Regions from separate parts of the Homo sapiens genome. Here region 2 is linked to region 1. A link is a contact called in ENCODE Hi-C or POLR2A ChIA-PET data. All regions are on one chromosome and are shown on one strand. Each heading gives the region's core, a stretch centred on a gene start or an enhancer-like site at or near the end of the contact. The rest is flanking DNA. Distances are from core to core; before and after follow the strand shown. Region 1 overlaps KLHL36 (kelch like family member 36). Region 2 overlaps COTL1 (coactosin like F-actin binding protein 1).

Evidence for each region. A loop is a pair of places that touch in the nucleus more often than their neighbours do. ChIA-PET counts read pairs that join two places held with the same protein, here RNA polymerase II (POLR2A).
Region 2: a loop to region 1 is called in a map of astrocyte of the cerebellum, with 6 times the contacts of the local background. The contact joins two enhancer-like sites. A Hi-C loop is called at or near these places in 1 of 168 maps with a recorded cell type or tissue (astrocyte of the cerebellum). POLR2A ChIA-PET finds 5 or more read pairs at or near these places in 2 of 52 experiments (A549 and PC-9).

Annotation. Positions count from the first base shown.
Region 1 is chr16:84,660,765-84,666,017 of GRCh38, reverse strand. It overlaps KLHL36 (kelch like family member 36), which reads right to left. Exons shown (of 5, transcript NM_024731.4): 5 at 1-4,440. The coding sequence ends at 3,885. Among named protein-coding and RNA genes, the nearest start is that of KLHL36, 15 kb to the right of the region's middle. RefSeq lists a silencer at 2,054-2,103 and an enhancer at 2,194-2,413. Within about 2 kb of position 2,122, at least 3 of the 41 ENCODE cell types and tissues checked have a DNase peak (open chromatin) inside an H3K27ac peak, as active enhancers do.
Region 2 is chr16:84,566,988-84,572,240 of GRCh38, reverse strand. The region is part of intron 3 of COTL1 (coactosin like F-actin binding protein 1); the gene reads left to right. Among named protein-coding and RNA genes, the nearest start is that of COTL1, 48 kb to the left of the region's middle. Within about 2 kb of position 2,465, at least 6 of the 41 ENCODE cell types and tissues checked have a DNase peak (open chromatin) inside an H3K27ac peak, as active enhancers do.

The DNA of each region.
Region 1 (5,253 bases), core at 873-3,372:
AGGTCTAAACCTCATCTGCAGCTGCCCCTCCAGGTTTGGGACCAGTGGACGGGGTTCCAACCACGGGCTCTGACAGCCACAAGGCCCATGAGATGCTGCTGCACCATGGAGGACCAGGGTGAAGGATGAAGGTCAGTGACTCTACAGGGGGTGGTGGGGGGTGTGGCAGGGGTCCCCTCACTTCCCACATTGCTGCAAGTCACTGAACGATCACTTGGCTTAGGGGCCGAGGTACACTGAACCACAGGTGAACACAACTGAGCTCACAAAGTAGGCCCCTGGACCTCAGAGGATGGACCCCACTTCCCCTCAGCATCTGGATGCCCACCTCAAAGGTGAACACCCCTTAGGGTGAGTTTCTGGGTCTCCATGAAGTCACCTTATCATGAGTGAGGGCACTCAATATAAATACACACGTGTGGTCCTGCTCAGAGCCAGGTCTGAAGTCCCACTTGATAGCCTCAATAAAATGGCAGAACAATAAAAATACCAATTGCGTGCTAACCACAGTTGATAAAATAATCTCTGTGCATTTAAAACAGCAGGAAGTTTGCTATAAGTAACAAGGGTTCATCAGCTTTCTACTCCCTCCCTTCTATTATTATAATACATCTATGTCTTAAGCAAACAGCTTTCCAACTTGGGTGAGGACCAAACCCCAAACTTACAACTAATATGAAGTTACAACTCTAATTCTTTAGAAATGAGAGAAGTCCAAACCTCAATAGAAGCCTGCCATGCTTATTTTGAAATGTTAAAAAAAAAAAAAGATCCAGGTGTCTTCAAAATTCAAGCAGAATAGCTTGAAACACTGAAAGTTTAACATGATGACATGTGTGGCTGTTTCCCTCTCAAAATGGCAGCCTGCAAGCACCTGTGCCTTCATCACTCTAGTTTAAAACCCCACATTCGTGACTGTGCGGTTCAAATGGCCACTGCATAAGCACAGCCCAAACTCTGCCCATCTGAGTTAAAAAACATTTTATTCTTTTGAGACAGGGTCTCACTCCGTCACCCAGGTTAGAGTGCAGTGGTGTGGTCATAGCTCACTGCAGCCTCAACCTCCCAGGCTCAGGTGATTCTCCCACCTCAGCCTCCTAAGCAGCTGGGACTACTGCATGCCCCACCATCCCTGGCTAATCTTTTGTAATTTTTTTGTAGAGATGGGGTTTTGCCATGTTGCCCAGGCATGGTCTCTTCCATTTTCAGTTCCATTTTCATGCACAGTAGGGTGAATTTTCAACTTAAAAAGACAAGTAACAAAAACCTGGCCCGGGCACCACCACTGGGTGCCCTTGTGCCCATCCACTGACCCCAACAAGCTCAAAAACCTTTCTTGTCACAGTGTAGCCACCATCAAATATTAGAAGTTGACCCACAAGATGAAACTTGTTTATCCTCCCTTTAAAAGGGTGGTCCCAACCTTAGTAATATTAGGGTCAAAGCCATGTCAATTACAAACCACCTTCATAGTATCAGGAGAGACACCACAAAATATGAAGCGCAGGACGTCGTATGTAACTCATGAGGCACAAGAAAATCAGAATAGAGGCCAGAAGCTCACACATTTCCAGGGACAAGTCCCAGAAGCAAAACATAAAAGAGCTGGCTTAGGCTGAAAACCAATGGCTCTCCTCTCTCCAAGGTCAAAGCTATCCCACTCCCCAAATCACTCACAGAGTCTTTCTATGTGCTCTCCCCAACTTGCCCCGAGATTCAGGCCAAACAACTGCCCGTTTGTTCATGACCCAGGCTGAGATGGGGAGAACAGCCCACGTACACCCTACCCTGCCTTCTGAGGGGTCTACAAGCAATAAAACCTTTCCCGAATAGGAAGGGGGTAAGCTATCCCAAAGTTGGCAGAAGTTCTGCAAAACATGTTTTGTGGGGGTCTGGGACTAGGTATGAGACAAACGACTTTTAGGCTCAAAGAAGTTTGGAAATGCTGGGTTGAGACTTCTCGGAACCTTTCATACACCGGAATGCTGCAGAGCTCCAAGCAGAGTTTCCAGCCTTTTGGTCTGTTTGTTTGTATGCCTCGCAGAACCTCTCAACAGTTTGTAAGCCTCCAGGGACTTCACATGCAAATAACTAGCTAGCTGAACATGCAGACTGCCCTCCTCACTAACCACAGAGGGCAGTAAGTTGGCTATTGAAGCTTTCAGTCCCCAAAATGCTCTCATCTCTTCTGGATGGCTACATAAACAGACCAGTGAGAACCACAGTAAACCCTGAAGGGAAGGGAAAGGAGGGGCAGCAAAGAAGCAGAAGAAATGGAAATTAAAGTTAACTAAGATTTTTTTCCTAGTCTAATATCAATCTTAACACATTGATCCTCATCCACTCGAGCAGCTGAGAGCCCTCTTAAAGGGCAAGTGACATCGAGACCTGCTCTCGGAACTGTCTGCAGGAAGACTGGTGTTAGACTAGGATTGAAGATGAAGCACATCTTGAAGTTTACTGATCTCTGCCATCGGATGCTGGGTGAGGTACAGCTCATTCATGCCTTCCTTGGCTCATGCTTAAAACCCATCACACTCCTATCCTCCCATAGTTCTGCACGTTTCTCATCCACTCGGGCAGCTAAGAGCCCTCTTAAAGGGCAAGCGACCCTGACACCTGCTTTAGGAACTGTTTGCAGGAGTCAGTGCAGGCCAGCTCCACATCCTGAAGGGGATGCCATCCGGGTACGAACAGCTCAGAGGCTGAATGGCCCTATCACCCGGGAGGAGCCTGGAGGGTATTCCATCTAATCCTGTGGCTAAGCGGGGTGGATGAGGGAACACACGGACTTGTTCGAGAATTTGCCCAGCAGCACGAAACTACTTAGAAGCAGAAAACTGGGGCAGGACCTGGCGTGGGAGTTAGGGAGCCCTCCACTGCCTTCTCAGGGATCCACATGTGCTCCTCTGTGCAGGAACTTTCAACAGCGCCTCAAGATAGAGTCACAGAGAACGATGGCAAATTCCATAGCACTCACTTTTTCTTTCCTGAGAAATAAACAGATTTGGGAGCTCAGTACATCAGTAATATAAAAGACAGTGGGTTCAGAAAAAAAAAAAAGGAAAAAAATGCACAAATTACAAAAAAATATGTATAAAGAGCTTCATACCTTTTTTCGTTTTTGGTTACCTGTAACGTTTTAGAATTCAAGAAGGTTTCCAATGAGGAAAGACGGAATTATTCAGAAACAGCGTTCACCTGATACGGAGAACAGCTCCCCAGCGGGAAGTCATCATGTCTCATCTGACAGTCTAGCGAGCTGCGTGGCCCCTGGTCACTCACTCACTCACCCTCATGGGTGGTCTCTGTGCACTCATTTATAAAACAAACACACTGGACCTTGCCAGTGATTCCCAGATGTGACTAATACCCAGAATTCCAAGAACTAGTTAAAATACAGCTTCTGGGCACCACCTCCTCCCCGTTCCTGGTGGTTTTGGATTCCATAATTCTGAGCGGGGCTCACGCATCTGTATTCTTAAAAGTTCAGCCAGGTTTGGGGAGGCTTGGACTAGGTGGCCTAAGAGAACCCTTTGAGGCCCAAGCTTCACTACAGAAATTTCTGTGTTACCCACGTGCCAGCTACTCTCAGGGGGACAGTCAGCAAGGACCCATGAGGAATCATAACACGGGGCAAAGACCTGTGAAGATACAAGGGGTTGCTCACTGCCTGGGCCCAGGGTTAGTTATTCAAGCAAGATATGTAAAGTTACAGATAGTATTTAATTGGTTACTGTGATATCATAGAAATACCAAGAATCATAAAAGTAAAAAAAGCTGCTAAGTTGTACATAATGTTTCCGGAATACTAAGAAGTTGCTGCTGGTCTACAGAGCCCTGGGAGGTGACGGTGAGGATGGTCCCAAGAGGCGCAGCTAGGGTCACTGGCCCCGGTCCTGGTGCCTCTTGCCTTTGCCTTTCTTCTTCTTGTCCTCTGGCCGTGGCTCCAGGGCGCAGACACAGGCGGACCCGCCAGCGATGGCCTTGGGCAGGTCGACGCCCCTGCTCCACTTGTCGGCCTCGCGGTCGTACACCTGCACGGTCTTGGAGAAGGCAGTGTTCTCCCAGCTGTAGCCGCCCAGGATGTAGATGCGGCCCTCCCACACTGCCACGCCCGACTCGCTGTTGGCGTGCAGCAGCGGCGCCACGCGGGTCCACTGGTTGCACTGCGGGCTGTAGGCCTCCACGCCCAGCACGTCGAAGCGCTCCATGGACTCGATGTTGTCATCGCTGCCCCCGATGGAGTAGATGCTGTCACCCAGGCTGCACATGCTGTGCCAGCCGCGCGCCGTGGTCATGGGCCGCCGCTCCTCCCACACGTCTGTCCGGTGGTCGTAGCATAGCAGGTTCTTGCGGTAGGGGCCAATTTGGTAGTCGTGGCCCCCCGAGATGTACACGAAGTCTTTGTAGATGGTGCCCGCGTGGCCGTACGTGAACCTGCAGGGTCGACGGGCAGAGACAGAGGGAGAGCTCAGGGCTGTGCCAGGCTTACCCCCTCCGAGCCGGGGAACAGCCTGCCGTCTTAGAGGGCCATGAGGATTTAAGAATATAGGGAGTGGGCACCCCATGAACACTCTATAGACAGTAGCCGTCATTAGCAAAGAAATGGCAGGGCAGGGCGGGGAAGTGGACAGCTTTGCAGTCAGGCCGCCTGGGCCAGAACCCAGCTTCACTCTCTCTGAGTCTCCCTTGCCCCATCTGGGAAATGGGAATAATCACAGGACCATCACCCTTTTCACAATGGCTGGAAACGACTAGAACAATGAGCTAGCAGGCACACATGCACCCGATGAATCACACATCAAAGAGGAAATACGACATACAGTCCAATTCTAACTGTGCTGGCACTCGGGAAAAGTTTTGCCTAAAACCATAGAGACAGCAAAATCAGTGGCTGCCAGGACTGTGGGGAGAGGGGAGGGAGGGATGGACAGCACGCACACAGTGGGCTTTAGGGCAGTGAAATGATTCTGCGTGATGCTGTAATGGTGGATTCATGTTGCTTTGTGTTCCTCAAAACCCACACAACTGTGCCAGGAAGTGGGAACCCTGATGTAAACCAGGGCCTTTAGTGAATAAGAAAGGATCAATATGGCCAGGTGCAGTGGCTCATGCCTGTAATCCCAGCACTTTGTGAGGGTGAGGTGGGTGGATCTCTTGAGGCTAGGAGTTCAAGACCAGCCTGGCTAACATGATGAAATCCTGTCTCTACCAAAAATACAAAACTTAGCTGGGTGTGGTGGCAGGCGC
Region 2 (5,253 bases), core at 1,216-3,715, 94 kb after region 1:
TGCTCCACGCAGGCTCCCTCCAGTTTCAGGCATTGCTCCCAAGTCAGAGTCTGTCTGCCCAGAGCTGTTTTGCTCAGCTTCTGCCTCGTTTTGAAAACATGCAATGAAGCCCACTCCCCAGTGGTGCTTGCAACTCCCTTATCTCATGGGAGCCGCTGGAAGGCGTGGAGGTGGAGAGGTGTGGAGGTTGTTGTCAGTTGGTTTTTAGGCTGAGGCTCAGGTTAGACATTTTGGGGACATTCTGTGGAGTCCACGCCCTGAATGGAAGGTGCTGGCTCACCTTTGTAAGCCTCTGGGGGCTTGGGAGCACCCCGTGTAGGATGGAGGCCTGCTAGTACCCCCTCCATGCGGCCTGACCACCTGGGCCCCTGCAGAGTTGCTGCTGGCCCTATAGAAGGTGGGAGCGGCTCGGTGTCCACTCAGGAGCAGGCTGGGGTCCAGCTCTGGCTGCAAGGGAACTGACCACTGTTGGTCACAGGCCCGTCTCACCGTCTCACCCATGTGTCCACGTGACGTCCAGGCAATGGGCCCGTGCATGACCAGTCTGCCGGTGAGGTGACAGCGGGGAGCCGATCCCAGGGGGATGATTGGATGGAGATGTAGACACTTTATTTGGAAGGTGCTAGGAGTCACTGCCAGGCTCAAAGAACGGGGAAGGGGTGGACAAGACACAGGAGCAGCACGAGGAGGAGACACAAAGAGGGGAGGGAAGCTGATGGGCAGGGGGGAGAGATGAGCGGACCCAGGTGCAAGGGTGGAGAGCAGTGGGCTGGGGCATGACTGCCGCTTAACCAGCCTCATGGTGTCACTCGCCGAGCCTCAGTTTCCCCTTCTGAATTGAGGGGCAAGAGATGACCTCTAAGGACCACCAACCCTGCTGTCTATGAGGCCATGGTGATACTAAGGCCCAGAGGGAGCCCGGACCTCCAGTGTCCTCCGTCCATCCCTTCTCTCTGCTCGGCTTTGCACTGGCGTGGGCTGCATCGAGTCCCAGGCTGTACACCTTGGCAGTCACGCGGCGGGGGCTCTCGTGTGAGGACGGGAGCAGAGCCAAATGCACCAGCTGTCAGCCAGACTGAAGGTGAAGGGAGCCAACAGGCTCATGTCTGAATACAAGGTCTTCAGCCCACCCCTGGAGGCAGTATGTCAGGATTCTTCCGAACAGAGAATCTGGGGTCTGTTCTAAAGGGGCCTAGAGCATGGCCATGGTCACTGTATCTTCAGAAATGTTTAAAGTTTTGTCTTTCTTGGTCATTGGAAGAGGCAAAAAAGGAAAAAAAAAAAAAGCAGGAATGAGGGAAGACTCAATTTTGCACATTCTCTCTGTGTTCCCCTGAGGATAAATTGGAAACGAAATAGGAATACAGGACTTTTAGGTATGAGCCAGTTCAGTGTGTTAAGACACTTGCTTTCTAACCCTTTGCTTTTTGGCAGTAATCGGATTGCTGGACGACTTGTCTTTTAAGACCTCTCTAAGTACTGATGATAAAAACAGCCCTTCAACAGGGAAAATAACCTTCCATTCTATTTTCTACCGAGCAGAGAGGAAAGAACATCAGCTGAGCCAGGAGGGTTATCAAGTTGCAGGATGACCCTGTTTATCTTGTGAGACTCAGTTTGCTTTAAATGTTTTCAGAGATCATATGGTTGCTTTTGTATATACTTTTGTTTGTATAACTTGGAATCATTTTTCTGCTAATCTTTTGATTTTAAATATGTCTCTGGTATGTAGTACAAGGTTTGAGGGTTTTTTTTTTGTAGTTTGAAACATAGCATTTTTAAAGATAATTTTGTTCATTTACATTTATTGTTATGTTTTACTAGATCTGCTGTCTGTTTTGCTTGTTTTTGTTTCATTATAATTTGATTTCCTAAGTACTTGTGGTTTTAGGTTGACCTGTGCCTAGCTCCATGTATCTTTCATTTGAGATTTCTTAGACCTTATCAAACTTATTTTTCTTTTTTTGAGATGGAATCTCGCTCTGTTGCCAGGCTGGAGTGCAGTGGCGCCATCTTGGCTCACTGCCATTTCTGCCTCCCAGGTTCAAGCCATTCTCCTGCCTTAGCCTCCTGAGTAGCTGGGATTACAGGCTCGCGCCACTACACCCAGCTGATTTTTATATTTTTAGTAGATTAGGGTTTTCACCGTGTTGGCCAGGCTGGTCTCGATCTCCTGACCTCATGATCTGCTCTCCTCAGCCTCCCAAAGTGCTGGGATTACAGGCATGAGCCACCATCCATGGCTCTCAAACTTATTTTTCTTAATCTAAATCTTCTAATAGCTAACCGACTGGAACTTCAAGTGTTCTTATTTCTGTAGATTGCCATATATAGCTATCACAAAGCAGAGGAACTTTGGACTTTTCTTCTATAAGCATCTTAAGCTGTTGGCTTCCTCCTTCTGAAAGCTCTCTGCCCCTCCCTCATGCCGTGGGGCTCAGGGTTGAGAAATACATTAATTCTCAATTCTCCTTTCTGGCTCTTACATCCAACTTGTGTTCTTTCATTGCACGGATCACATACACTTAGTAACACACTGTAGTGGGGTGGGAACAGAAAGGATCTCAAGGGTGTTCTGTCATTCTGGGCAAATCTCTCCAAGCCCAGCCCATGAGTCTTATCTTCAAAAAGTAAAATAAAATAAAGTTAATATACTGAGGGCTGAACGAGAACATGAGTGAGGCTGTTCCTGGCACACATCAGCTGCTTGATAAAAATTAACCTCCCGTTCTCCACTTTGTTAGTGTTCTCAGTGGCTTTGCGCGCCAAATGCATTGTCTTTTTATTGTAAAGCTTGACTTCGGGATGCTCCTGGGCTCATCATTCTTGGCAATATGGCGACTTTTTTGTTTTTTATTTTTTAATTGTGGTGGAATTCATTTAACATAAAATGAACCTTTTTATGTTTATTTATTTATTTTGAGACAGATCTCACCCTGTCGCCCAGGCTGGAGTGCAGTGGCGCGATCTTGGCTCACTGCAACGTCCGCCTCCCGGGTTCAAGCGATTCTCCTGCCTCAGCCTCCCCAGTAGCTGGGATTGCAGGCGCCCGCCACCACGCCCGGCTGATTTTTGTAGTTTTAGTAGAGATGGGGTTCCGCCATGTTGGCCAGGCTGGTCTCGAACTCCTGACCTCAGGTGATCTGCCTGCCTCGGCCTCCAAAGTGCTGGGATGACGGGCGTGAGCCACCGCACCTGGCCTGAACCATTTTAAAGTGTACAATTCAGTGGCTTTCAGAACATTCACAGTGTTGTGCAAGCCCTACCTCTGTCTGGTTCCAAAACTTTTTCATCACCCCAAAAGGAGATGGTGGCTCTTTCAAGACGCCAGCTTTGGCATCAACTGGACCTTCTGGTTGTCTGACTTCGGACAAGCATTGTAATTTCCAGCCTTTGTTTCCTCACCTTTAAAATGGAAATAATGTTGATCACCTTACGGGCCTTTTTAAAAAGAACTTGATTGAGGTATGATGTATGTACCTCAAAATCAAGTCATCCTAAGTGTACTTTTTCAGTACTTTTTCGTGAATTTGTGGAGTTGTGCACCCATTACCACAATCCCAATTTTAGAACGTCTCTATCATTTCCTGTTCCCATCTCCAGCTCTGTGTAACCACGAGTCTGCTTTCTGTCTGTATGGGTTTGCCTTTTTTAGACATTTATACCAATGGCAGCTGACAGTACATGGTCTTCATGCCTGGCTTCTTTCACTCAGCATCCTGTTTCCGAGGTTCATCCATGTAGTTGCGTGTGGCAGCGCTTCATTCCTCTCTGTGGCTGAGGAATATTCCATTGTGTGGACGGACCGTGTTTTGATAATCCACTCCTCTGTTGATGGACATAGGGGTTGCTTCCACCTTCCATGATTCATATTTACTACTGTGTGTCATTCTCAGTACTGTGGCACTGTGCTGGTACACATAAGTGCTTAATAATTGTGGTTAGCCGGGCGTGGTGGCTCACGCCTGTAGTGCCAACACCTTGGGAGGCCAAGCTGGGCGGATCACTTAAGGCCAGGAGTTTGAGACCAGCCTGGCCAATGTGGCGAAACCCTGCTTCTACTAAAAATACAAAAAATAGCTGGGTGTGGTGGCAGACGCCTGTAGTTCGAGCTACTTGGGAGGCTGAGACATGAGAATGGCTTGAACCCTGGGGGCAGAGGTTGCTGTGAGCCAAGATTGCGCCACTGCACTCCAGCCTGGGCAACAGGCTTTTCTCTCAAGAAAAAGAAAAATGGTGGTCATTGTTTATGTTATTTCCTTATGGGCTTTTTTTTTTAATGTGGATGATTTTCTTACCTTTAGACGTGTTATTTGTGGTTTTGATAGCTTTTTTTTGTCAAGCTGTCCGTCATCGTTCTGAAATTTTGTTTGTTAAAGTCTTATGATCCACATATGGCAGTAACTGTGTATCATCATGGCTTAAGGGTGTCTGATAAGCCAGGTCACCTGGTTCCCTCATTCATGCCACAAGCGTTTACTGAGTGCATCATGGGTGCCTGCGGGTTCTATGGGTGAAACCTGTGTACTGCAAGAGGAAAGACTGACTGCATCCATTTTGCTGAGCCCTGTAGCCCCACAGCCTGGCGTGGTATTTGTTGAAAGAAGGCAGAGCCTCTACCCTCGTGTAACTCAGTGCGGGTGGAGAGCCCATGGCAGACCCAGGACTGGAGGCTCCTGCGTCATTAGGAACATTGGTGGCTGAAGCTTGCTTGTCCCAGCTGGCGAGAGCCAATTACGCCTGTCTCCTTCCACCTCCACGTATGGTGACATCACTTTGATAGCTTGACGTCAGCCACTGGGGGACTATTTACATCATGGATATGGGCAAAAGACACCAATCTGAGCTTTTGTCCTTTTCTTTTTTTTGGAGTGCCTGCACACCCGTGAGCCTTTCCAACCTCGTAACCTATTATTTTCCTGACGAGATAGTTTTTTACAGATGAGAAAGTTGAGGCACAGAGAATTGAAGGGACTTGGCCAAGGTAACAGCCCAAATTCAAGCCCCAGCTTCCTCGGGCCATCCCCACGGACATGGGAAGACGCAGCATCAGATCTGCCCCACTCCCTCCTCCCAGTCAGGTTTTTTCTGCCAGATGACTCTGCTGTTCAATTTCCATTGACTCTGCTGCTGAATTTCCATTGACTGACTCTGCTGCTGAATTTCCATTTCCATCTCTCATCAGGGTTTTCAGTGCTTTGCTTCCCAGTGTGTTGCCTGAGCCACCCTCACATCCTGTGCCTTCCTTCTTAA